Linked DNA regions of Homo sapiens: regions 1, 2, 4, 5 and 6 are each linked to region 3. Evidence: chromatin loops called from intact Hi-C (ENCODE). Cell type or tissue: heart left ventricle. All regions are shown on one strand. Region 1 holds the start of MIR6811 (microRNA 6811). Region 2 overlaps LRRFIP1 (LRR binding FLII interacting protein 1). Region 3 overlaps LRRFIP1 (LRR binding FLII interacting protein 1). Region 4 holds the start of LOC124906128 (a long non-coding RNA gene). Region 5 overlaps RAB17 (RAB17, member RAS oncogene family). Region 6 has its middle 9.3 kb from the start of RAB17-DT.

What was found. A loop is a pair of places that touch in the nucleus more often than their neighbours do. Peaks named below come from ENCODE experiments on the same cell type or tissue, not always from the same donor. Only the 100,000 strongest peaks of a DNase experiment are listed, where the experiment ranks them.
Region 1: a loop joins it to region 3, with 7 times the contacts of the local background. A loop is called at or near these places in 63 of 110 quality-filtered maps.
Region 2: a loop joins it to region 3, with 8 times the contacts of the local background. A loop is called at or near these places in 97 of 110 quality-filtered maps.
Region 4: a loop joins it to region 3, with 3 times the contacts of the local background. A loop is called at or near these places in 63 of 110 quality-filtered maps.
Region 5: a loop joins it to region 3, with 12 times the contacts of the local background. A loop is called at or near these places in 101 of 110 quality-filtered maps.
Region 6: it touches region 3 in a loop (4-fold over the local background); 45 of 110 quality-filtered maps call a loop at or near these places.

Annotation. Positions count from the first base shown.
Region 1 is chr2:237,510,924-237,514,923 of GRCh38, reverse strand. It overlaps MLPH (melanophilin), which reads right to left. Exons shown (of 16, transcript NM_024101.7): 4 at 3,823-3,935. It overlaps MIR6811 (microRNA 6811), which reads right to left and starts at 3,993; the gene lies at 3,936-3,993. RefSeq lists enhancers at 1,140-1,640, 1,641-2,141, 3,522-4,000. In heart left ventricle, CTCF peaks have their summits at 1,750 and 1,968 (motif pointing left); a DNase peak (open chromatin) is centred at 1,963; H3K27ac peaks cover 2,537 bases.
Region 2 is chr2:237,671,332-237,675,331 of GRCh38, reverse strand. All of the region lies in intron 1 of LRRFIP1 (LRR binding FLII interacting protein 1), which reads right to left. Among named protein-coding and RNA genes, the nearest start is that of LRRFIP1, 46 kb to the right of the region's middle. RefSeq lists enhancers at 16-155, 1-258, 212-506, 1,627-2,252. In heart left ventricle, CTCF peaks have their summits at 157 and 2,104 (motif pointing left); DNase peaks (open chromatin) are centred at 341, 1,214, 1,531 and 1,891; H3K4me3 peaks cover 1,396 bases; H3K27ac peaks cover 2,737 bases.
Region 3 is chr2:237,743,281-237,747,280 of GRCh38, reverse strand. All of the region lies in intron 11 of LRRFIP1 (LRR binding FLII interacting protein 1), which reads right to left. Among named protein-coding and RNA genes, the nearest start is that of RBM44, 53 kb to the left of the region's middle. RefSeq lists enhancers at 2,328-2,377, 2,344-2,869. In heart left ventricle, a CTCF peak has its summit at 2,085 (motif pointing right); DNase peaks (open chromatin) are centred at 2,080 and 3,565; H3K27ac peaks cover 277 bases.
Region 4 is chr2:237,690,377-237,694,376 of GRCh38, reverse strand. All of the region lies in intron 1 of LRRFIP1 (LRR binding FLII interacting protein 1), which reads right to left. LOC124906128 (a long non-coding RNA gene) reads left to right here and starts at 2,581. Exons shown (of 2, transcript XR_007088145.1): 1 at 2,581-4,000. RefSeq lists silencers at 1,859-2,398, 2,409-2,988 and enhancers at 3,189-3,238, 2,422-3,297. In heart left ventricle, no CTCF peak of the experiment used is centred here; DNase peaks (open chromatin) are centred at 1,426, 2,336 and 2,886; H3K4me3 peaks cover 3,334 bases; H3K27ac peaks cover 3,448 bases.
Region 5 is chr2:237,579,388-237,583,387 of GRCh38, reverse strand. The region is part of intron 2 of RAB17 (RAB17, member RAS oncogene family); the gene reads left to right. Among named protein-coding and RNA genes, the nearest start is that of RAB17, 9.3 kb to the left of the region's middle. RefSeq lists an enhancer at 1,187-1,821. In heart left ventricle, CTCF peaks have their summits at 1,300 and 1,501 (motif pointing left); DNase peaks (open chromatin) are centred at 817 and 1,187; H3K4me3 peaks cover 248 bases; H3K27ac peaks cover 1,565 bases.
Region 6 is chr2:237,598,457-237,602,456 of GRCh38, reverse strand. No RefSeq gene overlaps it. Among named protein-coding and RNA genes, the nearest start is that of RAB17-DT, 9.3 kb to the right of the region's middle. In heart left ventricle, CTCF peaks have their summits at 535 and 2,015; a DNase peak (open chromatin) is centred at 1,966; H3K4me3 peaks cover 903 bases; H3K27ac peaks cover 2,542 bases.

The sequences.
Region 1 (4,000 bases), 230 kb after region 3:
CACTGCTTTGCTGCCTGTTTAGGAATGTCTGGGAAGATGCTGGGGTGAGTCAAGGGGACCGGCTGCCTGCCTGGGCTCAGAGGGCCTCAGTTTCCCCAGTGGAAGGAAAGATGGGGGAGGCAGCATGGTACATTTTTTACTTAAATCTTTCTCTTAAAGATAAAAGCTGTCAAGGGTTTTAAAGGGGCCTGCAGGTGCCCGTGTCTGAGCTCTGACAGGTCTATTTTTACACACTCAGCGGATGCCTGCCTGGCTGGCAATGCTGCTGGGGCTCAGAAAACAATGCCCCAAATGAGGGCCTCAGCAGCAGCCTCAGAAGCAAAGTTTCTCTCTGACCTTCTCCTGCCCTCTTGTCTCTCAGGCCCATTCTTCCCCAAGGCCAGCCACAGAAACTAGAATCCCTCTTCCCCAAGGCAGGACATAGAAACCAGTATCCCTTTCTCCCAAAGCCAGCCATAAAACATACAAATATCACTCTTTCCCTCTACTTTTCTGTGTAAAAACTAGCCATAAAGAAATTATCTGGCTGGGCATGCACGGTTTATGCTTGTAATCCCAGCACTTTGAGAGGCCCAAGTGGGAGGACTGCTTGAGCCCAGGAGTTCAAAACCAGCCTGGGCAACATAGTGAGAACCCATCTCTAAAAAAAAACATTAAAAATAAAAAAAGAAATTATCTGACCTTCCTTGTTTGACTTTAGGTCATAAGACCCTCACTCCAGAGAGCATCCCGCCCCATTCTCGGAGGAGGAAAGGCCAAGAAGAATCCAGGCAGACAGACCTTGCTAGGTTCCCCACTCAGCCTATTAGCAGCAGGTCCGGCCTTGTTATATAATCTTCTTTCCACACGCAGTCCACCCTTTCTTGAACCTAAGCATAAAAATGGACAATTTCCCTGCATCTGTGGGTCTGTATTCTGAAGGCTCCCATGTATACACGGTAAACACATTTCTAAATCTTTTGTCCAATGAATCTGCCTTTTACGAGATGATTTTTCAGTGAACTTTCAGAAGGTCAAGGCTTTTGGCTCCGAACGTGCCCAGATGACAGAGCCAGAGAGCAGACCTGGTTTTATTTTTGTTCTCTCTGGACAGTGAGTGCCTTGAGGAGACGCATCCCAAACCAACAGGCAGAGACCCCGTGAACTCCCCCTGCACCCAGGGATGCGGAAATGAGCTTTCTGGGGCCTGGGGACCCACCTGTCAGGGTGATGTCCCCGGCCCCCACAATGAACATGAAGAGGAAGTATCCCAGGATCTCAGGGATCCTTTTAGTGTTGGTCCCTTTTGTCACTCTGCACTTGGGCCAAGGGGGCAACATTATCCTACCTATCTGATCAAGTCATGCTAAAAAAAAGAAAAAAACCAAAAAAATTCCAAAAGATTTTCCTTGTTCCTGACATGGAACAGAGATTTTCTGACCACTCTTGATAGGAGAAAACAAAAATAAAACCACATGAGCATAAAGAACCTAGTGTTGACGTCAGGCGAGGTCTGCACTGTCAGGCAAAGCTACCACCGAGGGAAAGAGGGAAAGGCACTGGAAGGGAAGGCACGGGGGTAGGGGGACTGGGTGCCCAGCGACCAGTCCAGGGGTTTTCCCTTCCTTTCTTGGCCATCGGCCATCGAAGCTGCTTCCTGCAGAGCCTGCCGCGTCCTCTATGGAAGGCCTTGGTGAAACACCAGCACTCTGAAGGTTCACTCAATGAAGACCCCCAGAGGCCCACTTACTAGCTGGACAAGGTCTGCATTAGGCCCTGGCTGGGTCAGGTTTCAAAACATTAACCTTAAGCTTTTTTACCCTCCTTTTTTTTTTTTTTTTTAAAGGCACAGCTTTCCCAGTGTTTGTGTTCCTTGCTTGCGCCCTGTTTTAATGTTGTAGTTACAGGTGTCCAGCAGGGAGGAATGCAGCCCCTGTGGGCGCTTGGGGGAGCTGCTGGGAATCCAAGTTCAAGGAGCAGCTGTTTTCTGTTTTCTGTTGCCCCACAGCGCCACCTCCTGGCCCCTTGGTGGTGATGATTTTGAAGTCAGCAGGTTCTGGTGGGCCGTGTGAACTCCAGCAGCTCTGGGCTGAGCTGTGGAAACACTGCGTCCTTTGAAATAATACAGCTTCCTGAGCCCACCCCAGTCCCTAAAGACTGCCTCTGGGGTTGAGATTCTGAGATGCTTGACAGCATGGCTTTTCCCGGTGTTATGTGTCGTTTCTATCCTTAAGCCTGTTAGGGGTGGACTGGAGGCTGGACCAAGCTCCACTGGCTGCAGGAGGACCCTTCTGTGGGCTCCAGGCTGGCCGTGTGCGTGTGGGGAGGTGGGATTTGCTGCTAGGCTTCATGATCACTGTGAAGAAGCAGCCCCCAAGAATAGGGTGATAGGCCCTCCCCATGTCACCGGCCGTTCCTAGTCACATCTGTTGTTGCAGCATGTTATCAGTAGAGCCTCCTTTTACTCTTAAAAATGCCCTGGTTTGGATGATTGATCATACCTGCCCCCATCCCCACCCCACCACCCAAAAAGTGCAGCCACCCTGTGGTGTGCGGTGTACTGCTCCAGCGGTGCCTCTCCGTGGCCTCTGTCCTAAATTAAACGATGGGCTAAGATGCCTTGAAATGCCTGCAGCAGGCCCGGCGAGAGCTTGAATGCTCAAAGGTGTCTATGCCAACTTCTGCTTCTTCAATCAAACTTGAGGCTTTAAGAGACAGGCACGAATAAGGTGTCTCTCCAGAAGGAAGGCCTGGGGGAGACGCCTGGGCTGGGGCATGGTGAGGACGCCCCAATCCAGAAGCACAGCCTCTGCCCTGGACGTGCCCAGCTGCCGGAGCCAGGCGCTGCCTCGTGGCCCTGGAGAAACTCGCCTTGGTCTTGCAGATGGAGTCATCCAGGACACTGAGACCCCAGACACCTGGCTTGGTGGCGGCTGTCCCACCCGAATGCTTGGCCGGGCTTAGTGGCAGAAGCCTTGGACTCCAGGTAACAGGGACAAGGTGAGCTTTCTCAAAAACACTGATGGGTTAGCTCCCTTCAAACTCAAATGCAAAAGACCCCCCGGCATCCTCCCACCCTCTCCCTGAAAAGATCTCTTCCAAATGCCTTATGGGGGATCTTACAGGCGAACACATTGTTTAGTTTAAGCCTACTGCCTGGATTTCAAATTCATCATGAAATAAATACTTGGATTCAAAAGATGAAAACAACTGAATTACAACAGATTTCTCTAAATCTTGATAATCACCAGATTCATGTGAAATGTTTGTTGAAAAGAGAGAGCCTAGGCCCCAAACCAGATGTCCCAGGGAAGAAGGGCTTGGAAAACATGTAGTATTAACAAGCACCCTGGTGATTCAATCAGCAGCTGGGTTTCAGAAACTTGGCTTTGAGTTCTCAACTTACTTTGAAGATTTGAAAACAATATAATTTCAAATATTGGCAACTTCAGCAGCACCCAGGACTTCTGAGGTGCTCAGACCAGGCCAGTGGGATGCAGAGGTTTGCACCTCACATAAAAAGGAGCCAATTTCACAGGGCACAGTGGCTCACACTTATAACCCCAGCACTTCGGGAGGCTGAGGTGGGTGGATTGCTTGAGCCCAGGAGTTCGAGGCCAGTCTGGGAAACATGGTGAGATGCCTGTCTCTACAAAAATTAAAAAAAAAAAAAAAAAGCAGCCAGAAGCAGGAATTCACAGAGAGGCATGTGCATGCACACACATGTGCACACACACATGCACACACACACGTACACACACACATGCACACTCCAAAGGAACCTGCTTTAATATTCCTAAAATGCCTGGGAACAAAAAGCCGTTCTTACTCTCCACTCCTTACCTCCACCCTGCAGCCGCCCGTGGAGGGACCGGATGACCTTGGCACTTCCGAACCTCTTGAAGCGGGCTTTCACATGCTCATAGTACCACTCCAGTGAGCCGATCTTCACGACTCTGCAGGGACAAGCACAGGCTCATGGCACTGCCTGAGTGCTGTACACAGGCCTGCATAAATCTCA
Region 2 (4,000 bases), 72 kb after region 3:
TCAGGAGAAAAAGAAATTACAGCAGTGATTTCAATAGAAGCAATACAGGCAGCCCCTAAACAGGTGTTGCTTGGCCGAAAAAGCAAAGGAGGCCTCATACCACAGAGGCGTCATCTCAGGAACAGCTAGGGCTGGAGACAAAGACCGGGGTGATGGTCCCAGAAGGCTTGGAGTGGGGACCCGGACCTCAGAGCGGGGGCTCAGGAGGGACTGGTGAGGGTGGTGTCTGGGCGTGTGAAAAACACTAGAAACAGAACCAACAACTGCAGCCAGGGTGAAATCCCGTTGCTGGGGTGACGCTCACAGAAACAGGAAGCAGGCAGGAAGCAGCGTGCTCCGGGCTCCCTCCTCCCACTGCCCAGGCTCTCTCTGGGGGCAGGGCCCGATAGGGCACAGCTCTGGCCCTGCAGCAAGGAAGGGAGGGTTTGCAGTGGAGAGGCAACAGTTCAACAGCCAGCACGTGCGTGCACGTCCTTATTCCACCAAATACTGACAGTGATGCATGAAACCATTTCCCCAGCTCTCAGCAACAACCCGAAAGTGACGGAGAAATACCTGTGGTTTCTATTGGTGCTGAGGTCACACTTCTAATACTACCGAAGGTTTTTGCCCGCATTCATAATGGAAGGTAATGCTACCCTTTTATTCCTATTCAGTTTCGGGGATCTCTGGAAATCTATCCAAAGGCCCCTGGGGGAATTCTTGGACCCAAGGTTAAGAATCCCTCTGGGCCTTTCAAGGTGTCAAATGCAGTTCTTTTGTCTTCCTTAATTTTTGCTTTTGAAAGTCACATAATTGACCATTGATACCAGGGTTTTAAAACAGGTTTTTAAAGCAAAAATAATAAGAGGACAAACACATGCCATTCTGCACAGCTCTCATTTAACTAACACTGATGGCCACTCCTGCAGATAGCAAACAGTCACTTTTGCAGTGTATCACATTTTGCCTATTTCTGAATGCCACAGAAAAGAAGGAAAATGCACAACTGCCCTTGCGTCCTTGCCCCTGCTCATCTGCGGGCGCAGGCTAGGATTCTGGGGGGCTGCAGAGCTCTTTCCTGTAATACCCCACCACCCACTTTGACCACGACCTAGATGTTGATGGGCACCCAGTTCATATTTCCAATCCTGACTCCTCCAAGCCTCAGCCCCTGCCGTCTGGACACCTCTTCCTGGAAGCCCCAAAGGCACCTCAAATGTGACAGATCCAAAGCAGAATTCCTGCTGCCCCCTGAGTCCCTTCCCTGCATTTCCTTCCCGCGGGGGCAGCAGCAGTGCCTCCTAGCAGGCTTCACTTGAAGTCCCTGTGCCCAGACTCATGTGTAAAGGAGAGACAATAATAGTGACAACTTCATAGGGGTGGTTGTTGTGAGGATGAAACGAGACAATAGACAGTGTTTGTAGACGCGCTCTGCACAGAGCCTTAGTGTCAGGAAACGCCCACCACTCACTGCCAGCTGCTGGCGCTCCTGAGACAGCCTCCGCCCACCTCTCCGCCCGTCATCGAGTCAGCTTCCTCTCTTAATGCCACTCCGTGCCCTCCCACAGCTGCTGTCTTAGAGCAGGCCTCAGCATGTCTCCTCAGAATGATCTGAATTGTCCCCAAACGGTACCCTCCCCGCCACTGCTGCCAATGTGACTTCCTTCATTCACACATTGATTCATTCCATCCACAAACACGGACCCAGGGCCTCCGCCGTGCCAGATACCACGCCAGCTACAGACAGAACGACCGACCGGGGGCAGCCGCACTTTCTGGGGAGGACTGATGTCAGACAACCGCACACCCAGCGAGGGTAACTGTGAGGAACCACCCCACGCCACGCCCCACGCCACGCGCGGCACTGGATGTACAGACAGGAAACCCAGAGGGAAGTGCAGAGGTGCAGGGAGAAGGTGAATCTGACCCCTCAGCTCTCTTGGCGAGACCCTGGCGAGGCTTCACCTTGAGAATGGGGTGACGTCCAGACTCCCCCCGGGCGCCTACCATGGCTTCCTGGCGAGGCCCTGGCATCCTGCTGCCTGCGGGCCCTCCCAGCGCTGTCCCCGCATTGTCCCATCTCCTACAGACCAGGGACACAGAGGTCTGTTATGCCGCCTGGTGGTGACTTAGAGCCTTGGAAAGGGAATTGCCATGTTTATTTTTTTTTCACTGAAACAGTGTATAAAGATGCAACGGTATTTGTAATAAAAGAAGGCCCAGCCCTTAGCTGAAGAAGTTAGGCTAATCCGTGTGGGGGTTTCATTTCACCTGAAGAGAAGGTCCCTCCTTCACTGTCTCACAAAGTGAGAGAAAGCACAGTGTGTGGTAAGTCTGTTCTTCGCCTAAAACGACGGAGCACGGTCATCGTATTGTAAAAGAATTTCTCATGCTTCGTGAAGAATGGAAACACTGCAACCATCTATATAAGACGCCAAAATTCAGTATTTTGTGGCTTAGCTATAGCAATACCTGGAAACACAGATGACTCAAATTGAGAGGTTATGTTCAGAGCTTCAATATCAGGGACATAGTTAAAAGGATATATCATCCACATTTGGATACTGTAAAGTCTTATTTCAAAATATGATAAAGTAGATATTCTCTTAGAAGAATCAGAAGGAAACCAAATTTAAAACACACCAACAGCGGGTGCCAGGGTGAAATCCTGGCAAGGACAAATATTGAAAAAATGGTTCAATATTTTTTCAGGAACAAGATAAACTTTGTGTTGAGGAGTACAGAAAATTCCCTGCTTTCTTTCCATTTTGACAGAGCCATCTGATCATAATGGAAAACTAATAGTTTTAAGATCTTTTATTTTTCAAATATTAAATTTTCATTGAACACAAAACTCTGACTCTCTTGCAAAAGAACTACATTTCTCACCTTGATTTTAAGAGATTCCTATTGCCAGTAGATAGCTATATACTGTCTACTATTTTTTAAAAAGCCACTAAGAAAACAAGAAGCTGGGGCATCGATCCTCACTCTCTAAAGTGATTGTAGAGCTAGCTTGCTGTGTGCGCTCAAGGAATTCTAGAAACCATGAGAAGGAACTGAAGGAAGGTGACCCAGCAAGGCAGGTTCTGCTGTGGTTTAAGCCAGTTAGCTTTTTTACTTTTCTGGATACAGGTGCTTGGTACAGGCCAATATTGTATATGATGCAATATTATATATTTTAAAGGATCTAGACAGAAAGGAAAAAAAACATTTTTTTCAGAGACAAATGCTATGTTAAACTACTTCTGCCTAAGTAATTGTCTGCTGAAAAGAACTATTTACTGAAACACTGAATTTGAAAAGAATGATACTGTATCAAGTCATATAATTTCGTTAAAGAAGCAGAAGTGGAAATAAGGAAAAGAAACCCTCAACCCGGTGAACAGTGAAAAAGCATTAAGAAAAGATGTTGCCAGACGGGTTAGTTACAGCAGTTAAATGTGATTTACTTAGAGAGGGCATCTAGTATGTTTCAAAAGGAATACACAGACACACACATGCATGCAGGCACACACACACATGTGCACACACACATGCAGGCACACACACACCTGCACACACACAGGCATGCACACGTGTGTGCACACAGACACATAAAGCAGTGCTGAGTAGGCTGAGGAGCTGTCTATGAGTGGTGGCCCTGTCCCTGGCCAGCTTCTCCTGAAGGGACACAGACACGGGGAGCAGGGGTGATGAGCTGCCCACTGCAGGGTGAGAGCTCCTGAGCCACTCCTTGCTGCCCCGGCTTCCGTCCCCTTACCTGTCTTCCTTGTCCCTGTGACCCCAGCTCATCCTACCACAGTTCCCTTTAGTTGCTGGAAGACAAAAGGCTCACATGACATGAAATGTATTGTTACAATAGGTTTATCTCTGATTTAAACGTCTCCAACTTTAAAGTACCCAACCTATAAGCCAGTAAGAGAGCATCTATTCTGTGCCTTCCTGGGTTTCTGATGTGTGACAAGCAAATTAGCATTTGTGGGATCACGGATGTGCTCCGATTTGTTTTCTTAAG
Region 3 (4,000 bases):
CACCTGGAGCAACACTAAAACAACATAACCAGGAGTTATAGCTGGTCAGCCAGTTAAGGGATCAAATGGAATCCCACAAAATACTCGGTTAATCCAAAAGAAAGCAAAATCCAAGACCAGCTCTTAGCTCAGGGTGGCCATGTTTAAGGGTCTCCTACTCAACAGATCCAAGCTAAACCCTGCGGCCTGGCTCCCAAAGCCATCAGATGGTCTCGCCCAGCCACCCCACACCTGGGTGTTCAAAAATAAACTTTCTACTCTCATCTAACCAGTCTCCTGTGTCCCAAGAGCAGGAGTGGAAATGGGGGCAGAGAGGCCACATCCCTCAGGCCAGTGGGATGCAGTCAGGGGCAGGCTGGCCTCTCTCCCCTCTTTGCTAAATAAGCCCTTTGGGCAGGGTGGTGGTGGGGTGGTCCCTCTGCCCACTTAGCCACAGCTGCTAAGGACCCACCTGAGGCCCTGTCCAAGACCATGTGTTCACGGGCGCTTTCCACAATCCCAGCTGCTTACGGCTCTCTGCCCTGATGTCCATTCTCACGTTGGGTGCAGCCCAGCTATACCGCAGTGAAGACGGCTCTCTCCAGCTGTGGCCCATACCATCTGCAGCCCATACCATCTGCATTTGCTGATGTGTCGAAATGCACATCTAGAGTTATTTTTTCGGATGTGCATGCCACATCAGCCTAACTGTGTACTTGGAGGCACCAAGGCAGACTCCGATAAGATGAGTACCAAGGCAGACTCCGATGGGACAGATACGAAGGCAGACTCTGATCAGATGGGCACCATCTCATTTGGCAGAGCCCCAGAAGCCCTGCAGCCATGTTGAGTTGTGAGGATGATTGGAGCAATTCAAGTGTGGTTCTCAACTTCACATGGAAAGAAAAATATTCCTGAAATATTTTTCAAATCAAAATTTCAAGGCCAGGCGCGGTAGCTCCTGTCTGTAATCCCAGTACTTTGGGAGGCCGAGGTGGGCAGATCATTTGAGGTCAGGAGTTCGAGACCAACCTGGCCAACACGGCGAAACCCTGTCTCTATTAAAATTACAAAAATTAGCTGTGTGTGGTGACATGCACCTGTAATCCCAGCTACTCAGGAGGTTGAGGCAGGAGAATCTCTTGAACCCAGGAGGTAGAGGTTGCAGTGAGCTGAGATCATGCCACTGCAATCCAGCCTGGGCGACAGAGTGTAACTCTGTCTCAAAAAAAAAAAAAATAAATAAAATAAAATAAATAAAATTTCAAAGAACAAGGAAATGTGAACTATCTATCTAGCACTTAGCGTGCTGGAGAATAAATTCATTAAATCTCCTGGGCCCAAAGCCTTTTATTCCTTAGAGTAAGTTAGTTTGCTGAACAAATATTAATAAGATGAAAATAAAGAGGCTAGTTTAACTCTTGGTGGGATATGAAAATCCAGTTTAATAGACTGCCAAACTACCACTGAAAAGCCTGTGGCATGTTTGCTCCACGGTGTAAAACGTATGTTTTCTGGCTGCTGGTCAGCAATGGATAAATACTGTGGAGAAATAAATGAAGCTCCAGGAATGCATTCGTTTACCTACAAAGATATCTGAGACCGTAAAAGAAGGGCCCACCCAAGCCCTTTTTTCTTTCTGGTATTTCTTGCAAGAAAGCTGAGAAAGAAAACACACGGGGTCCACAAACCTTGATTTTGGGGGGGCAGGGCTTTAACACATCTTTGTTCTGCATGGTTTTGCTTGTAACCGTCTACATCATTTGTTTTTATAATTTGTAAAATATCAAATAAGGGAAAAAACCCCAAAAACCATAGTTTGCTGTTTTTATCATTTTAAAAAAGTCCTTGCTCCGAAGAACACAACGGACTCAAAATAAAATCTGGGCATATTTTTAAGTAGAGACCATGCAGAGAAAAACTAAAAATTAAGCTCTTGTTGAAAGGTGATGGCAAATGAACGTCTAACCTATCTCTATTTTACATAGTAGAGTAAATTTCATTTTGTGTGTCTTCCGAATGAAAAAGGATTTGTCAGCTTTCCTCAAACACAGGAAGGCTATTCAGCCCCGTGGAAAGCCACGCAGCCCCACTCGTGTCCACCAGATGGCAGTGTGTCACAGCTGCAGGGGCCGGGCCCGGACAGAAGCCGCAGGCAGCAGAGTCCACCTTAACCAAGCCCCCTTTCCTAAGCCCTAGCAGAGCCAGGTAAGGAATCAGATGTTGTGTTTCATCTTGACATAAAGCACAGCACTTCCTCCCTAAAATGATGAAGAAATGGAAGACAAGAAAGGATTCTAAACACTGTCACGGCCACTGCATGGCATGGTGTGGGGGCCTGGAGGAGGTGGGCATGGTGCAGAGAGGGGTCCAGAGGACATGGTGGCTGCAGACGGTCCAGGCTGCTCTGCCCACCCACCTTAGCCCAGGACGGGAAAGCACCGGACCCCGCAGACAGTGGCCTCCTGCACGGGAAGGGCGACAGCGCCGAACACATTGCAGCCTGTTAGCTTCATGACTCTCGTATTCTGAGTGATACTAAACATTTCAGGTCAGGGTGAAAACGTCACACTAACAGGTTTACAAAGTATGTGTGTTGTATTTTACAGCCACAGCTGAGTGTATACAGACATCATTGAAAATCTACTGGAAACAGTCACTTCTAAAACACGTCTGTGGAAGTTTAGTTTACGTCAAGTTTCCTTTCAAAAACAAATGCTTCAAGGAGCACATTAAATATTTTATTAATTCCAACTTTCTAACACTGTGTCTAAAGGAGTTTGCTATCTAGGCTCCTGTACACACGATGCCTGGTGAGGCTAAAACGCTAAGTTTTCCATGTTCCAGCTGCCTGCCATTTTCCTAAAGAAAGAATATGTGGCACCTGTTCACGTACCCAGAGAGACCCTACTCAAGGGCCCAGGTACAAAAGGAACCTGTCCTCAACACCCAGCCAGGCAACACCAGACTTGGATGGAAAAAGGGATCACCGAAGCAACATCCTTGCGAGGTCCTTCTTGAGACACAAACAAACAGCAAACACTGCTCAGAAAACACCCATTTTAAGGGTAATTTTCCTTCACATTTAAATGATAGCACAGTCCACCACTAGGGTGACGGTTTTTGGTTTTAAATCCAATAATATTTACTTTAGCCTGAATGACTTATCTTTGAACTCTGGTGTTTGTAATTCAAGACCCGTTTTTCCACCTGGTCCCTGCCCCTGCCTCTTTGTGCAACAAAAAACATGAGTCAAAATAGTGTTGTTTTTCTAGTCCAAATGGGCAGAGATCTGAGTTCATTGCTCCTGTCTTCTCTGAGTACACGAGGGAAGATATGGACCCAGGCTGCCCTTGGGACATTCCTGATGGATGTTTCAGAAACGTGATGGCTTCACCAGGTTCCCAGTGAGATTTTGGGGCCTGGATGACCCAGATCTGTTGGCTTCACTAGGTGGAGTCACTCTGCTTGGGTGTGGCCCAAGCTCTGGCCGTCAAACCTCTGGATCCCAGCTCTCTCGAGGCACCTTTGCCTCCCCTCACACCCCCGCTGCTGGGCTTCACAACGTGTGATCACCCAACAAGCATCCGTCTGCCCCTGTCTGTGCGTCCCATGAGGGCTGGGGCAAGTCTGCATTTGCTCATACAACGGCCCTGTTTCTGGAACATTCTAGGTGCTCAATAAACACTGAATGAATGAGTGAAATAACTTCCTCAAGGAGAAGATCCTGGTCGTGCTGGAGAGGAAGAAAACACAGCTCATCCACAGCATGGGAGAAGATGAGAATGAGGTGAACAGTATTCTATGCCTGTCTTGAGATGGGGCTGATGCCCTCTCTGCTTTCCCAAGGACCCTGGGAGGACCAAGTGGGTGGAGAAAACTTGAAGTCTTGTCCCTGGTGGTGGTCTCTGGACACTGAAGCATTTTCATTTTCTCGAAGTGGGACAAGCAGTCACTTCCTTCATTCTGGTTACTACTGCCCTTTAACAGCACCACCCTCCCTCCCTCCCCTCTGATGGGT
Region 4 (4,000 bases), 53 kb after region 3:
ATGTCTCACTCTGATACAGTTTTTGCTACCATTTACCAAGAAAAGCTCCTACAGGTTCACAACTTCTCTCTGAAAACCCTTGGGGCCATGATTCAGAATTCAGCATTTTTGGACATTAGAAACGTAGTAAGATGCATACACCATATATTCTGGTACAACCCAGAGTAGCAGCCCTTAATCAAAGACATCAACAAGACTGCAGAGAAACGTAAGAAAATTCACACTCAGAGGGATCAGTGAAGACCAAAACTAGCCCCCCATTGGACAGGGCAAGTCTCACTGCCAAAATTCTGCCACAAACTTATAAAAACAAAACAAAACACAAACCTTCCGGTCTTCAAAGCTTATTGGGTTCTGGAACTGGGGGTGAGGGACAGTGGGCCTGGGCTGATCACATAACTACTCAGTTGGACACAGTCCAGACTTTCCTCTCCCTTCCTCCCGGCAGCATCTCGAAGTCATCTGAACCCAGACCCGCCCAGGAGGCTCCCAGCCTTAAGTAATAGACCCTGTAGCCAGTGCCTTAGCTGCTCCAGGTGTGCCTCTACCTACTCCTCTGATTAGCCTGTCCCTAGTTTCCTCACATCCTGTTCTCAATGTTTACTCTTCCCTTCTCCAAGGACTCTAAGTCCAGCAGGCAGCTCTTCACCTCCATCCTCCTCCTGCCATCTATGGTGTCCCAGGCTGCTCCTCAGAACACTGGCACCGCTCAACCACATTCCCACCCTTCCTTCTTTCAAGAACCCTTCCCTGATGGTGATTCAAGGGTCTCTCTTCCCAGGCCCCTAGGAACTAATTAGTTGAAGGGGTAAAAACCGGCTCCAGAGGGCTGGCCCACTGCCAGAGTTTTAAACGAAGTCACAGAAAAACCACACTAAAATGGACATTTAAAAAACAGCAACCATCTGACAAGCAAAGAACTGGCTTTTCAGTATGAGTTCATCAGACTCTACTTCTACACCTCTCTCTGGCATTTCCTAATAAGCTCTCCCAAGGTCAAGGCAGTCTGATTCATCTTAAATCTTACACACACACCCAGTAGATGATTAATTTCTACCTGATGAAAGAGTGATTGTTTGGGGCTCATACTTTTACCAAGATCCCACGAACACCTGATTAAGTGGAAAGCTAGGGTTTTATATTTCTTTTCCAAAGTGCACCCTTTCACTTTTATTCCCATTCATGTTCAACCACAAGCTGCATGAAAATGTGTATTTGCAAACCCTCTCCGCCTCATCCCCTGCCCAATTTTAATGCCAAACTACAGCCGTAGCCCCACGACTGCATATTGAGCTGGACAACGGCAAAATCCTAGAGGCAGGATCCTGTCCGCGCTGGGCGGACCCGGGAGACTAGCCAAAGTGGATTTGGCGTCTGGAGTCCTCGGCGGAGGTGGTCCCCAGGTGCTGAGCGGGTTGAGTGCTCCAAAGCACCCCAGCCGCTCCCCGGTGGTTCCAACAGCGGGTGAGGGCACCGGCTCTGGCCACCCGGTCCTTGATGCTGTATTTTGTAAAATAGCAAACTAGCAGCTCCCTGTGACTCCAGGCCAGGCGCAGACCTGGTCAGAGCCTGTCTGCAGCCCATCACCTCGGGCGGGGAGAGACCATGTGCCTTTTCGTCCTTGGAGGTGGCGTCCCACAATAAAGCGTGCTTCCTAGCGCATGAGGGACGCCGCTCGCCGGGCCACTCACGGACCCGCGCCCACTGCGCCCGCTCCCACCGCGCTGGGGTCCCGCCAGAGCCCACCCCACGCCTCCCGGGCACCTGCGCCTGCCATTGACCTCGGAACGAGCTGGAAGCCCCTGAAACCCCGCCGCAGTCACGAAAGAAAGTTTCGGAAGCGCTTTCCTCTTACCAGCTTCTGCGCTTCCGGGCTCAAACAGTCGATCTCCCGGCTTTGAGCGGCCGCGGGGCTGGTCATCCTGCCGGGCTCGGCCCGCTCCACCCGGCGGGAAATGCTCGGGGACCGCGCCGGGAGCCCCTCGCGGGCCGGGCCAGGGGGCGCGCGCTCTGTCCGCGGAGACGGAGCCACTCGCCGCTAAGTGAACGCTCGCGCTTCCGGGGCCAGGAGCCAGCCCGCCGGGGAGCGGCTCGCGGCGCTGGGCTCGGGCGCGGCCGACAGGGGCGGGGCGCAGGTGGCCGCGGGCTGAGTCGGGCTCGGGGTGGAAGGGCGCCGGGGAAGCGGGACTCGGGCGCCTCCGCCCGTCCCACGGCCCGCCCCGCCCCCCACGCAGTTCCGCCTCGGAGGGGCCCTCCCGGCTACGCCCCGCCCCGTCCCCGCCCCATGACTCGCCCCACCGCCCCCGCCCCATGACCCGCCTTCCCCGCCCCCCTGCGCCGCTCCGCCTCGGAGGGTCCCTCCCGGTTACGCCCCTTTCCCCACCCCCACCGGCTCCGCCCCACCCAGGCCCCGCCCCACGGCCTGTCCCGCCCTTCCGCGCTCCCTTAACGCGAGCCCCGCCCCGCCCCCCGCGCTCCGTCTCGGAAGGATCTTCCTGGTCCTGCCCCGCCCCTCCCGGGCTGTCCATCACCACCCCTCCGGCCCCCGCCGGAAAGAGGACCTGGAGGAAAAGACCCCTCAGGCTCCGGCCGCAGCTCCACCCGCAGGGGCCGTGGGAAGCGGGCGCTCCGGGGAGGATGCCGCGCCCAGTAGGGGTCGACCCGAAGAGGGGGTCCCCTCCGGGGGGGGACCTGCCCGGGGCTGGGCGAGGGTATGAGTTCCCGGCTCCCCCACATCCATCACCCTCAGGCCACGCTGAGCTTCCTGGACGCGGAAGCCTAGGCCCCAGCACCGCTGCACCTGCCGGCCGGGCACCCCACTAACGCGGCATCCCGAGAAGGGCCGACTTCCAGGACGACGCAGCTGCGTGCACACAGCCCCCCTTGGCCCGGTGCGGCGGCCCGCAGGGGAGAACGAGCTTGCAGGGTGCGGGTGCGGGCCGCTGGGGCCGATCTGGCGTCGCAGAACCCGGGGTCCACACCGTCCAGGCTGCGGCCGCGACGACCCCCTGCCAGGCGCCGGTCTCCTCCGGGAGGGCTCCAGCCCGCGCCACCTCCAGGCACAGGGCGCCCTCGTAACTCCCAATGAAAGTCCTGCGGGAAACGGTTCCCGACCTCGCCAGGCTGGGGGCAGAAGCGACGGGATGACGCGGATTGTAATCGGAAGGTCAGCCTGTCCTGGCCACGCCAGGAAATGTAAAATTTAAAGCACATTTACATTTTACAGCCCTCCAATTCCCAATTCCCTTTTCTCTGCACGCTGACCCAACTTGGTAACGTGAGCTCGCGCCTGTGAGCACTCACCTTCCCGCCGTGACCCGGGCCCAGGGCTTCAGGGCAGGAGTTGTCAGGAGGGTGTGCAGCAGGGAAAATGGGTGCTGAGGAGCCGAAGGACGACTTGGGAGGGATAGGGGAGAAGGAAAAGAGGGGCCGAGCAAAGGCCTAGAGAACCGCTGGGGAAGAAACGTTGAACTTAAGATGAACAGAGGCCAAGCTGTCTTTGATTGACAGCATCTCAGGCTCACAAAAGCAACTTTCAAAGATAATGAAATGCCTACCTTTCAATAGCTTGTTTTCTCCCTGTAACGCTTATTTAAATGTTGTTATAACAATTCTTTCTTTCTTTCTTTTTTTTTTTTTTGAGATGGAGTCTCGCTCTGTCGCCCAGGCTGGAGTGCAATGGCGCGATCTCGGCTCACCGCGACCTCTGCCTCCCGGGTTCCAGCGATTCTCCTGCCTCAGCCTCCCGAGTAGGTGGGATTACAGGCACCTGCCACCATGCCCGGCTCATTTTTGTATTTTTAGTAGAGTCGGGGTTTCACCATGTTAGCCAGCCTGGTTTCGAACTCCTGACCTCAAATGATCTGCCTGCCTTGGCCTCCGAAAGTGCTGGGATTACAGGTGTGAGCCACCGCGCCTGGCCTATCACAATTCTTGATTGTTTAAAGTGCAATTATTTGGAGAAAATAATTTTAAATGTTCTCTGGGAATTTATTGTAGA
Region 5 (4,000 bases), 160 kb after region 3:
TATTACTGTAACTATGGATAGATGTCATGCAATTTATTATTATCATTATGTTAATTTTTTTGAGACAGAGTCTTGCTCTGTCACCCAGGCTGGAGTGCAGTGTCTCACTGGAACCTCTGCCTCCTGGGCTCAAGCCATCCTCCCACCTTAGCCTCCAGAGTAGCTGCTATCACAGGTGCGCACCACCATAGCCAGCTAATTTTTATATTTTTTGTAGAGATAGGGTTTTGCCATGGTGTGCACCACTGCACCCGGCCTATGTTAATTATTTTATTATTATTTTTTTTGAGACGGAGTCTCGCTCTGTTGCCCAGGCGGAGTGCAGTGGTGCAACCTTGGCTCATTGCATCCTCTGCCTCCTGGGTTCAAGTGATTCTCCTGCCTCAGCCTCCCGAGTGGCTGGGATTACAGGTGCATACCACCATGCTGATTTTTGTATTTTTAGTAGAGACGGAGTTTCACCATGTTGGCCAGGCTGGTTTTGAACTCCTGACCTCAAGGAATCCACCACCCTTGGCCTCCCAAAGTGTATGTTAATTATTAATCCTCATTATAATAATTACATGATCACATATTATAAATGTGGATATTGCCACTTTTAGGATGAGGAGATGGGATGTGCTCACTCCTTTAACTTACGTGCTTTGGGGGAAGAGTGATCTGTGTTGCACAAAAACCCTTTGAGAGCAGACACTCCTGCTTCTTTTGTCACGTGTGGCTTCAGCTTTTATCAAGAACACTGGGCTCCTGTCCAGGGGAGAGGGTAGGCCAGGAGCAGAGCCTCAGAGGAGAATGGGAGTGCTGTCCTCACAGGCGGCCTGGAAATGCAGGAGGCAGCACGCCCAGTGCTTGGCTGCAGGATCCCCGAGGGAGGGACAGGATGGATGGCCACAGGCATGCCACTCCTTCCCTCCGTCTGGATTTTTTCCCTGTGAAACGGGAGTGTAAACACCTTCCTGGAGTGGCCTCTCCATGAAAGGTTGCTGTCACCCTGGGTGGCTTAAGGTCACCAAGGCCGGCCCTGTCCGAGGGGTCAGCCTTCAGGAGGATTGACTCAGGTCCCTGGGGCCCTCCCGAGGGTCTGGTTCAGTCGACAGGTGTGTGGGGTGGGGCCCACAGCAGGACATGACACAGGTGGTGGGCTCAGCTCCTGGCAAGACACCGTCCATCCAGAGGAAGCAGGAAGCAGAGCCAGAAAGGGACATGGACTCGAGCCCTGAAGCTGGAAAGCCAACGTGCTGGCTGGAGCCAGAAGAGCAGGCAGGAGCAGAGGCAGAACGGACGGGAGTCCGAGGGACGGGAGTCCAAGTGAGCGCAGCCTCCCGCCCACCCCCGCCAGGGCCTGCTGCGGAGGTGGCAGCTTTAGGAGCCCCTGCTGTGTCAGGGACGGGGGCTGGACCTCCCCATGGACTGCCCCCACTGTCCTAACAGGCCACAGCAGGGGAGATTCTGTGCGCTGCTGACTTTCTGCATGACATCTTTTGGAAGGATGGTGACATCTAGTGCTTGTGTGCACATTTGCCAGCTGAAGCCACAACTAACCCCAGACTTGTTGGGCTTTTTCCAGGAAGGGGACGGTGACAAACAGGTACTGAGCACATTCAACTTGGCACCAGCTGACTTCCCTTCTAAATCGAGAACGTGGCTGACGTCCTAGAGCCCCCAGAAAATAAGTTTCCATTTCATGTTCCTTTCAATTTGTCATCAGCTCACTATTTTTACAAAACAGCCAAGTGCTACAGAGAGGGCTTCAATGAGCAGAATTGGCTGTTTATTTAAATTAAAAGGTAAAAAAAGCAAAACCACTTAAATGATATTAACATTTAGTAGAGAGGCTGGGCGCAGTGGCTCATGCCTATAATCTCAGCAATTTGGGAGGCCGAGGCGGGCAGATTGCCCGAGCTCAGGAGTTGGATACCAGCCTGGGCAACATGGTGAAACCGTGTCTCTACTAAAAAAATAAAATTAAATTAAAAAAATAAAATTTAGTAGAGGAACTTTTTTTTTTTTTTTTAAGATGGCGTCTCATTCTGTTGCCCAGGCTGGAGTGTGGTGGTATGATCACAGCTCACTGTAGCCTCAACCTCCTGGGCTCAAGCAAGCCTCCACCTCCACCTCTTCAGTAGCTGGGACCACAGGTGTGCGCCACCACACCCAGCTAATTTTTGTGTTTTTTGTAGAGACAAGGTTTCACTGATCTTAAGCTCCTGAGCTAGATTGATCTTCCCTCCTTGGCCTCCCAAAATGCTGGGGTTACAGGCATGAGCCACTGTACCCAGCCAAAACTTTATTTTTTAATTACATTTTGGCCTTAGCCATGGAGATATAGAAATGTGGTTAGTGGGTTTCTGAAAAAGGTTATGATAATAAATGCATGCTGTCTTCCGGGTCAGAGCCACGGAGTGCACGAGACTAGGTTGCCTCAAATACCTGTCCAGGGGCCCACCTGAGGGCCTTACATCTCTGCAGGGAAGGGAAGGGTCTATGTTCTGTAAATAGCCAAACATTGACTATTATTATGCATTATCATTGCTTGGACTAAAACCCATGCCCTCCTTGGAAATTTGCTGGAATTTTACATTAGTGTAAATTCAACCACCAGCCATCATTTTCCCTCCCCTCCTCCCCCCCCTTCTTTTTTTGAGGCAGAGTCTCACTCTGTCTCCTGCTGCCCAGGCTGGAGTGCAGTGGCACAATCTTGGCTCGCTGCAACCTCCACCTCCTGGGTTCAAGCGATTCTCCTGCTTCGGCCTCCCGAGTAGCTGGGACTACAGGGGCATGCCAGCACACCTGGCTAATTTTTGTATTTTTAGTAGAAACAGGGTTTCACCATGTTGGTCAGGCTGGTCTTGAACTCGACCTCAAGTGATCTACCCACCTCGGCCTCCCAAAGTGCTGGGATTACAGGCATGAGCCACTGTGCCCAGCCTCCAGCCATCATTTTCAACATGGAAAAGGAAAATATGAGAGGCTAAGATTGGTAAATGGAGGAAGAAAACCTGAATTTTATGCTCACGTTTCACCCTGCGCCAGCTTTTAAGATAAAACCAAATTCAAACTGAGAAATGTGATTTGAAGTGATGGGAAACAGAAAGATGTGGATAAAAGGCCCACGTTTTAAGACAACAAGTCCACAAAGAGCAAAGAGGACAGAAAGAAGAAGCAAAATTCATATGCCCTTTCTCTCCTTGCTCAGGCGATTTAACAGCCACCCTGGGTGAAGGGCACCATTAGCTCCTGCTATGGATGAGGAAGCTGAGACTTAGAAAGTTTAAGCAAGCTGCCATCAGATCAGCTGATGGGTGTACATTTATATTCTGGGCACGGTCTTCATTCTGGCACCATTGTCAATCCAGTGGAGCATCTGGTGTGTTCAGAGGTTTATAGCCGGTTCAGTCCCGACAGTTGCCCCATCTAAGCTGGAAATCACTGGTCCTACTGTCTGGATGGAGACTGCAGCTTTGTTTGACCTGGGGAGTTGGTCTGACTTCAAGTTCCTGGACCTGCAGGGAACTGCAGGACATGCGGGCAGAAGAGCCCAGGCAGTGGTTTCCGTTTAGGAAGAGGTTGTCTCATGATAGAGAAGCACGGTCTTGCTGCACCATGCTGGAAAGCTCTGTCCAGCCTCCTGTTCTCTGTCCAGCCTCCTGTTCTCTGTCTAGTGGGTGCAATTGAGTTTCTCCCACCCGTAAAGAGGCGATTAAGTCCTAACCCCCGGAACCTGTGAGTGCGACCTTATTTGGAGAGAGGGTCTTTGCAGATGTAATTAATTAAGGCCAACAAGATGGAACTTAGGATAGCCCTTAAGTCCAGTGACTGACATCCTTATAAGAAGGGGAGAGGACACAGCCACAGAGGGGCAGCCACGTGAAGACAGAGCCAGAGATGGGGGTGATGCAGCCACCAGGAACACCAGGGTTGCCGGCAGCCCCTGAAGCTGGAGGAGGCCTGGAATGGATTCTCCTTCAGTCTCCGGAAGGAACCAACCCAGCCAACGCAT
Region 6 (4,000 bases), 140 kb after region 3:
AAAACTGTAACAAGGGCTAAGTGGAGCTATGAGCCAGAAACTGTGGATGAAAAAATATATACATATATATATATATGAACATCAGAGTTGGTCATTTTATAATTTACATAAACACTGGGCAGGGAGTGTAATAAGCACTTAATAAATGATACCTTTCCATATTCCTTGATTTTAAGTCAACAAATGTGATGTGGTTCATCAGCTACTATTTAGATATCTTGAGAAAGACAGAAGACCTCAAGACGCAGGTCCTGTTCTTGAAGGAAAGGAGAAGAGAACCCTTGTCTGGGGAGCATGCTCTGCACTTAGGCGACCAGCAGGATTGGAAGGGACCATCAGTGTGGTCCTGGAGGAATCCATCAATGGAGGCCCCGAGGGGCCGTGAAGGACTTGCCCATGTAAACTGCAGGGCCTGGTCTGCGGCTCCCACCCCCGTGCACCTCACCTCCAGTTAAGTCCTGCAGCTTATCACCTCAGTGGAGAGACAAAGCAGTGCTTTGGAATGTGACCCCTTTGATAGCTTGAATGTTGCAGGTTCCGCAGTGGCTTTCATGCTAGTCAGGGGGCAGTGGAGAGTGGCAGCACGTCAGCTGAGTGTAGGGCTACCAAGTCTTGGGCCAGGCAGGACTTGAGCAGCTTGGGGAGTCGCCCAGAGGAGGGATCCTGGGGGTAGCTGGCCAAAGCCAAGCTGGTTAAGATAGGTGGCCAGTGATAGCTGCCAAGGCTAGGAGGAACAGGACTGCTCTATGTATTAGGCAAAGGAAGTTATGTCCAGAGTCCAGAAGGGCAGGAAATAGCAACCCAGATTAGAGGACGGTAGTCGGGCCTCAGTCAGTCGGGGAAGGTGAGCCCCAGGTCCAGGGCTCCAGCAACCACAGAGTCCCGTGCAGACTGAAGGGCCTCTGAAATGCTCACTCATTAAACGATGACGATTGACAGTGACTGCAAAGGTAAGGAACACAGTTTATCACACACTCACCTGTCACGTGCCAGGCTCTAGCCTCCACGATAACCTTAAAAACCAAGGAATATTATTTCCTCTCTGAAAGGGGGAGACTGAGGTTTAGAGATGAGCTTACATGACCACACTCACTGCCAGTCAGCACTGGACCTTGGGTTTGAACCCAGGACTGCCCGACCTCTTTCCTGGCTCTTTACCATAGACCTGGTGACCTCTGTGCAGGGTGAGAGGATGGCTGGGGGATAGTCTTCAAGGGATAAAAGACAAGCACAAAGCTTGGCTGGATTGGGGGAGGAAGAGGCAGAGCAAAGAACAATTCCTGCAAAACATGTTTTTACCTTCTTTTATTTCCAAACTCTTTCCTGGGGCCGGAACCGGTCGTGAACTGAAGCCAGCGGGAGGCCATTGGCAATGTGACTCCCTTCTAAATGCTGGTGGTAGAGGAGATGGAGAGAAAAAGACGGTTTCGAGAAATCTTTCAGAGGTACAATTGGGAGGACTGGATAATGGGTTGGATGCAAGGATTGTAGACTAAGATGACTCCAGGTTTTCTGGCCTAACTCACTGGACAGTTCTCTTTCCTGGAAGGAGGGAGCTTAGGGGATAAACACATTTGGCCGGGAAGAACCAGGGTGTTGTTTGGAGCACACTGAATTTGGGGCATCTGTGAGATGACCTAGTGGAGATGCTGTGCCCTGGCCAATCTTGGCAAGTTCATGTTATTGTTCCACCTGCTTGGAGTCCCCAGGCCTGCCCGTGGGCCATAGATTTTCCCACCTCTGCTCATGCTGGGGTTAAACGGAGCCACCAGCACCGCCATCTCTGCCACCTTTTGTAGGATGAGCTCCAGCCGGCCGACACCACACGGGACTGTGTTTACTGTCTGCCCAAGGTGGTGAGGCTGAGCTCAGAGCAGAAGGGGACCTACCCCACAGTCAGCAATCTGTTCTGTTCGCCCGGAGGGCTCCAGAGCTCCGGCTGCCTGCCTTTCAGAGAAGAGGGATCATTCACAGAACTGCAGCTCCTGCTAGAGGCACAGACCGGCCTGCAGCTCAGAGGGCAGAGTCACTGATTTCCAAAACGGAAGTGAACATAAGCCCAGTACTTATTTTAGGAGATTTACTAATCAGAGCGGCTGAGTGCATGTGTAAAACGTGCTGTGAAGGAGTCTGTGTATGGAGGCAATCTCCCAACTTCTAAGTCGGCATTTAACCTGGATAAATCCCAGGGCCCCACATGGCCCAGTGGCAGCGTGGTTTCGCTTTTAAAGAAGCACAAGCCAACCACTAAAGGTAATGTTAAAAAAAACGGGAGAGTTCCAGTTCTAGTAGGAACTGCAGGAGCATGGATTGAACTAATCTCCCGCAAAGAAAAATGATCAACTCTGGATAAGATGTAAAGCACCGTTGAAGGACACTGGACAGTGGCCAAAGAAGCAAACTGACCAAAGAAGCAAAGAATGGAGAGGACTCGACCCTTGAAAGAAAGGAACTGCTCTGGATGAAATTCACGCTAAGATGACCTTCCTCCGAGGCCCCTCTCCAGGCTGCTCGGGGCAGGGAGGCTGGAATGTAAGGCCCAGGAACTCAGGGAATGGTGTTCAGGCTGCTGGAGTGGCTGGAAACTGAGGGTGAAGTCTTAGAAAGAAGGGAGCTTGAAGGAGACAGGCCCAAAATATTACACATTAATTCTATTTTATTATTTTTGTAGAAACAAGGGCTTGCTGTGTTGCCCAGGCTGGTCTTGAACTCCTGGACTCCAGTGATCCTCCCGCCTTGTCCTCCCAAAGTGCTGGGATTACAGGAGTGAGCTACTGTGCCCGGCCCACATTAATTCTCAAATCTTTAGCCTACCCTGCAAAACCCAAGTGAGACTCCAAGCAGCTCAGTGGGAAGCAATGCCTGTAAGGCTGAAGGCTGAGCAGAGATTTCAGCTGCTGCCCACTGCAGGGAAACAATTTGGAGTCTAACTCCTGCCAAGTAGGCGCCTCAGGTTTTCCATTAAAACCCCAGAAAGGCCTCCGCTTAGGCTCAAAGACCATGTACCAGGACTAAGATTCATCCTAGGACTTGGGGTTATAACAGTAAACAGAACACCCTGGCATTACAACAGTAAACAAACAGTTAAAGGTGTAGTTGGGAAATTTATATTCTAGTTGGGAAAACTGCAATAAACCAATAAGTGTTATGCAGAAAAATCAAGCCAGGCTGTGGTTGGGTAGGTTAGTCAGAGAAGAACTTACTGGGTGTGGAGGAGGGGGTCACATTTTCAGCATGGACTTTGTAGGGGGATTGAATGGCGACCCTCAAATGGTGGTTCTCAAAAAGATGCGTCTAAGCTCTAACCTCTGGTACCTGGGAATGTGACCTTATTTGAATAAAGAGTCTTTGCAGATGTAATTGATTTAAAGATCTCAAGAGGAGATTATCCTGGATGAACCAGGTGGGTCCTAAATCCTATGGCAAGTGTTCCTATAAGTAGCAGAGACTCAAGGAAGAAGCCATGTGAAGACGGAGGCAGGGACTGGAGGGTGCATCTGTAAGCCCAGGCATCAGAAGCTCACAGGGAGGCAGGGGTGGCTCCTCCCTCAGGGCGCCCAGAAGAACCAGCCCTCCCAAGGCCTTGATTTTGGATTTGTGCTCTCCAAAACTGTTAGAAGGTAAGCACGCTTTCTTTTAAGCCACTAACTTGGTGGTTATATGTTCTGGCAGCCACAGGACACAGTGACAGACCTGCAGTGGGAGACAGGGAAAGTACTTCCCAGGGACCTTCGCAGGGAGAAGCGACAGCAGGTGCAAAGGCCCAGAGTCAGGCCCAAGCATGACCTGCGCGTCGCCAGGGATGCTGGAGGGGACGGAGCAGGGAGAGAGGAGAAGAATGAGGTCAGAAGTCAGAGGTGATGAGGGTAGGGAAGGGGGCGGGTTACAGGGATTTCCAGGCTACGCTAAAAACCGAACTGCTGCTCTGAGTGAAATGGGAAATGCTAGGTGCCATTGCCCATGGACTCTGCTTGTAAACAAACTCACACAGCTGCTGTGT